Linked DNA regions of Homo sapiens: region 2 is linked to region 1. The links are chromatin contacts, found by Hi-C or POLR2A ChIA-PET in ENCODE. All regions are on one chromosome and are shown on one strand. Each heading gives the region's core, a stretch centred on a gene start or an enhancer-like site at or near the end of the contact. The rest is flanking DNA. Distances are from core to core; before and after follow the strand shown. Region 1 has its middle 170 kb from the start of LINC00924. Region 2 holds the start of LETR1 (lymphatic endothelial transcriptional regulator lncRNA 1).

Evidence for each region. Hi-C counts contacts between places; a loop is a spot of excess contacts on that map. ChIA-PET counts read pairs that join two places held with the same protein, here RNA polymerase II (POLR2A). Pooled maps may share reads with other maps.
Region 2: a map of endothelial cell of umbilical vein shows a loop between it and region 1 (4-fold over the local background). The contact joins the promoter of LETR1 here to the enhancer-like site in region 1. A Hi-C loop is called at or near these places in 2 of 168 maps with a recorded cell type or tissue (endothelial cell of umbilical vein and posterior vena cava) and 4 of 50 pooled maps. POLR2A ChIA-PET finds 5 or more read pairs at or near these places in 1 of 52 experiments (activated T-cell).

Annotation. Positions count from the first base shown.
Region 1 is chr15:95,603,437-95,606,516 of GRCh38, forward strand. No RefSeq gene overlaps it. Among named protein-coding and RNA genes, the nearest start is that of LINC00924, 170 kb to the left of the region's middle. Within about 2 kb of position 1,480, at least 4 of the 41 ENCODE cell types and tissues checked have a DNase peak (open chromatin) inside an H3K27ac peak, as active enhancers do; they include endothelial cell of umbilical vein, where a contact is called at or near this core.
Region 2 is chr15:95,325,845-95,328,573 of GRCh38, forward strand. It overlaps LETR1 (lymphatic endothelial transcriptional regulator lncRNA 1), which reads right to left and starts at 1,256. Exons shown (of 4, transcript NR_034095.1): 1 at 986-1,256.

The DNA.
Region 1 (3,080 bases), core at 230-2,729:
AGCATTTCTTTTAGAATGTCTTAAAAAACACAATGTCGAGAATTCATCTTTAAGCTTTTTGAGAAGACTGAGTTATCTATTTCTTCCTTCTTCCTTTGTTTAAATACATTAGGTTCATTAGAGGAGTTATAAGATGTTAGGTTTTATATGGGCACAAGAAGTAATTGAAGCCAGTGGTAATGCCTAATGTTGTTTTAATTAAGTCCTCAATTAAGAATTTTAAAAGTTCCCACCTCAGGTCTCTCTGTGGTTAGGTACCTGACCTTGGGCAATCTTTTCCCACATAACAGGGACCCTATTCTTTTAAATAAAAATGTATATTGAATAAGGAACTGAAGTAGTAGCATAGTTTTAAGTAGATAATAGCTGATACGGACTTTTTTCCCCTTTCGGACCACCAGAAAATTAAATATTTTTGCAAGTCAAAACAATGCTGCTGTGAGTTTCATCGAGTTTCCATTTCCATGCTGCCTCCAAACTTCCTGATTCCAGCTGGGATCGTGATCAAAAATGCAAAAACATATGTAGAGAAGTTATTCTTCTGGAACATCTGACCGGAAGCAGGAAATGCAAGATATCTCACGGGACTGCCTGTTATCAAAATATACCCAGTCCAGCAGTGCAAAGACAAGAGAAGTTTGCTTGTTCAACACCCAGATAAAGAGGATTATAGAACATTCTGCTATAGATGCAGCACTGGCAAATGATATGGGACAGAAATGCCCCCTGTAAGTTCTAGTCCCTGACCCACGCTGTATCATTACGTGGTCTTGCAAAGTCCCCCTTAACCTCTGCCTGCCTCATTAAACACGTCTACACAACAGACTTTTACAATAATAACTTTAAAGCACGTCTCCCTTAACAAATCTTGTAAATGGGAAAATCCTATTATTATCCATGGATAAAATGGAGATTTATACTCATAGTAACTGCTAAAGGTTACCATACACTCCATCCCAATGCTCAAAAAGCAAACTGATTTTGCTATTTGAATTTAAAATTACACATTTTGTTTTTCCTGTAAGTCTTGAAAATATTTACTTGAGCTTTTCCAATAAAATCAAATTTCATGAAAACATGTATTTTAATTACATGGTAACTAAGTTTTATTCTCTTTTTTAAAAATAGAAGAAATTGAAGGGAAATATTCTTCAAGAATTCTAGCCAGGTATTCTAAACCCATCCATCATAAAATCATTGGCACACAGCAGGCAACTGGAAAAAGGATACCTTTTAACCTCAACTGGCATAAAAGTGTGTATTTATTTTTAAGAAGTGAAATATAAACAGACATGCTGAGAGTCAAGTGTTTTATGAATTAAAAAAAGATTTCACACACACACACACACAAACACACACAAACACACACACATACACACACACACATTTACATATAAAACTTTCCCCAGTGGGCCACAGAGGATTTATGTGGATGTGAACTCTATTTACTGTTAGTATTAAGGAAATAGTGGCTTTTTAACAAGTTACTCATGCCTGGAAAAAATCCCAGTTTTGCAAGTTATCCAAGATTCTTTGCCAACTGTCCGTGGGAATCACTGGGATGGGAAAAGTTCAAATTTGTTTTAAAAGAATTTGCTTAATGGAAAATTTAAAAAAAAAGTAGAAGAAAACCAGTAACCCACTGTGCTAATCTTTTGGTTAAATAAGAATAAAATATGGTCTAGTTACTTTATTTTTCTTCAGTATTATTTTAAGAAAAGGAAAAAAAACAAAAATTTTCCATTTTTATGTTATCTCATAAAATCACATTTAGGACTTTATTTCAGTTATCCAAGGGTCTGATGACTTGCTGGCTTTGATTAGCCTAAGATTATACCAAAAGGGGCCTGGGGACTCTGGTCAGAGGCATTAAATCAGATGACTTGACATGGCTTATCTTATGTCATTTTAAGATTTTTTTTTTTCTGTTCCAATCAAACAGCACAGTCTAGTTACATTATTGCTGTCAATTTCAAAACTACAAAACACTAAAAAAGCCAACATTAAAAGTTGTGTCATTTACAATTAGAAAACAGGAATAATTGTATCTTTTCTGGAACTTAAAAGGTGCCCAGCAGTGTTCCAAGTTCTTTTATATATATTAATGCCTTTCAAGTTTCCTTCCAACCTTACGGTTTTACTCTCCTTTCACAGGTGTGGAAACTGAGGCTCAGGGAGGTTAAATAACTTCCCCATGCCACACAAACAGTAAATGGCGAAGCTAGGGCAGAAACCCAGGTGATCAGGTTCCAGAGTGCTTGCTTTAACCTCGTAAATTATACCGCTTCTGAGAAAATATAATGCACAATTTTTTTAACCAAGAGATTTTATTAGAACATATCACAAGTTAATGTGATTTTAATTTGCTATGACAGAACCCATATTTATAGAGTAAGAAATGATAAAATGGAAACTTTGCTTTTCCACTTATGATACAAGAGATGTGAAATAGATTCTCTTGCAGCCATCCATGCAATGGGTGTGCTTGTTCTAGTTTTATTCTGCAAAAAGACCCTTGGGCAGAAGCATCAAATATAACTGGGCTCATATAGACAGACAGTTCTCAACTAAATAAACAAACAAAGAAACCCTTCTTCCTCCCCCCAAAAAATCATAGTTTCCTGTCCAGAAAAGCAAAATGGTAAAAGGAAAAATTCTACATATTTTCTATTTCAAAAATAGTTTTAAGAAAGGTGGCTCTCCTGGGTAGACATTTGATTAAAAAGAGTTTTCCACTCTCTTAATATTTATATTTTTCAAAGATACGGTTGAGCATATTCTAGAGATTCTGCCCATCATTTATTTATAGCATTCATACTCTTAGAAAGAAATAGTGCTTAGGGTTCTTTTTTTCTGTGCATTTATATTCTTTGATTTTTTCAGAATTTAATATCTAGGTGATTGCTTTTACTTGGCACGATTGGGAAACACTGCCAGTCCAGATCTAAATATTTTCACATACAATAATAACAACAAAACTGTACTCTGCTGAGCTCTGCTGATTTATAGAGCTTCAAAAAATGGGTTTCAGATGTGATTTTGCCAAGTTGTAAACCAAGAAGTCTTAATTTAAATTTTTC
Region 2 (2,729 bases), core at 6-2,505, 280 kb before region 1:
CAGGAAAACTGGAGTCATTGTCTCTCTCTTTTTCATGATTTATGACTCAGAAGCAAGACAGGGGCAGGAGGTTGGAGGGTAATGCTTGCGGCTGTGGTTGCTGTTATTTTTATTTTGTATTTTTCTTAAAGAAAATAAAAGAAATATGCTTTTCTGAAAAATCTTGAAGCCTTGAAGCCACCTGCAGGGCTGTTGTTTTCCAAGGCCTTGCACTTACGTAATTGACATCTACATAGACACACTCCTGGAACATATCGGGGGAGGCAGGCATTCTGCTTGTTCTCATTTGTTCTCAAATTACATGATAAAATACATGTTTTGGACCTTTTAAACCAAAGGGAGTTATTGAGCCCGCTTACAAAATCCATAACATGTTAGCAGGACTTATCTAGCTGCCTCCACAGAATAGCCAAGCAACTCTACACCCGCTTTAGCCCCCACAAAAACAAGCGGATTGCACTACAAATAATTTGCCTATTTGGAAAATGAAAGCTTCTCTGTAGTTTGAGGTCCTATTTTTTCTTTAAGTTGTTACAGTCTTTTCATGGTCCTTGAGGTCTAGGTTAGGTTTTTGTTTGGGGTAATTTTTGTATCCTATGGATACTATTTAATCTTTAGTATTGAGTCAGTATTTCTCACTTAGGCCTTAGGGGAATACTGCCTGAAGTATGTAGGGGGCATGCGGAATTCAGACGTGGCTTGGAAACTGCACCATGGGTTCACCCAAGAAACAGACCAGAGGCAACACATTCTATCACTAAAACGTGTTCTCAGTTACACTTCCCTTCCAAAGGTAAGCATCTTAATTCTTCAACTTTTTAAGAGGCTAAACCCAGTGAGGGCCCGTATGTCCACAAATAGATGACACACCCATCCAAAGCACGCGTGTGTATTAAGGGACAGCGTGTCCTCCCACGTTCCAGCCGCCCCCCTGGCTGCCAGCCGCGGGCTCAGCGCACGTACGGTCCCTGTCACCCGAGCGTACCTGTCCCGTTCTGGCCTTGGAGAACGCAGTGGCTCACAAGGGCACCGCTAGCACGCGAGGCGCGGCGAAGGGAGCGGAGGGAAGCGGCGGGCTGTCGCGCAGGTGCGGCCCCACCTGCCGCCGGATTGGCCGCGGCGGCTGCGGCGCTCCGCGGGAGGAGGGCGGATGATGGATGGCCTGTCTGCCGGCCCGGGTCCGAGCCGCGGGGGCCGCCGAGGGAAAGACGGGCGCGCGCGCGCCGCTCCGTGCCCAGCGCAGACAGCGAGATGCCTGCACAAAAGGATGGGGCTTGGAATGTTTGGATTTTGAAGATTAGTTTCTATTATATCTCTGTGGGAGAAAGGAAAACGCGCTATGGGAAAGTGGAGGGCGAAGAACCCCCGAATAATTTCGGACTGATGTTTCACAAATCATTTCGCCAGGGAACAACCCGCGAGCCTCCCCTTCCCAAATGGCAAACAGTTCAGAAGTCTTATTTGTCATGTATGTGAATGATGCCCTATCAGTATCTGAGAAACAACAGGAAATCAGACCTGAACAGTTGCATCCCCTTATCTCGGGCAATATTAAACCCATTGAAAATGGGTTAAAAAGGAGGGGCGTGGACAATACACTTTAGATATTCTACACAGGCTAAAAATATAAGATAATTGGCTAGTAAACGCTAGTAAACTTTTTTTTCGAAAAAGAAAAAAATAGAAGGATGTGCCCGATATATATATATATATCTATATATATATATATAGCACATTAGGATATGCAACATTTTCATAATTTATCTAGCTTTTACTTGTTTAAAAGTCATGAGCAATTTGAATATGTTTTGTTTGCCCTTGCAAAAGGATGACGGTGCATTGTTTTAGGCAATTCTATTTAAGAAGTGTCCTTTTTAACACTGGTTAGGTTGAGAGTGAGGGTCGAAGCAGGCAGACGGTTAGCAGGAGAGAATAAGTCGTGAACCACCATAGAAATGGGGCTGATAGAGAGCTATTGTGTCATCCGGGCTCTTCTTTGGCGACTGAAAGACAGACAGGTCCATTCACTGCAAGCATTCCTCCTGCGCAAACCGCCACGCTGAAGGTAAAGCATCTCCTGTCGAGGAGGCAGTCAGTCCTGCAGGTGCTGATTCATTTACTTCTGAGAGTAAAATAGTTTAGAAAAAACCAGATTTTTTTTTCTAGGAGGAAAATGATTTTCTGCTTAATTGTGCTTTTGAATTACACCATCTTCCTCTGCCATGTCCACTACCACCACGAAGAAAGTGAAAGCCATGTTTAAAATAGTAATAAATGAGATGGAAACATATCACCAAGGTATATTTTATATAACTGATTGAAAAGCGAGTGGGTGGAAAGAGAGAGCTTAAGTACAAGTGTTTCTCTTTCAAATACCATATGAACAGAACAGTAACTTTAGAAAAAAGAAATGGGAAAAGGAAACATAATAATCCCATCAGGCTAACAGGGACAGCATATACCAAAAAAATGCCCATGTAAATTAAATGTATGCATGCTTCTTACTAGAATTGTTTATATGTATGCTTACATACTTATAAAAGAGTACATTTGAATTGTGGGATTATGTAGTGATTCACACAGCATTATGTCGAAGGGACTTTTTAATATTATTAGAGAATATCCATATTAACCAATTTTAATAACTGCATAATCTTTCATTAATTGTATATATGGTTTGCTCAACTATTTTCCTGATGTTGGATATTTAGGTTGCTTTTGGATTTCAC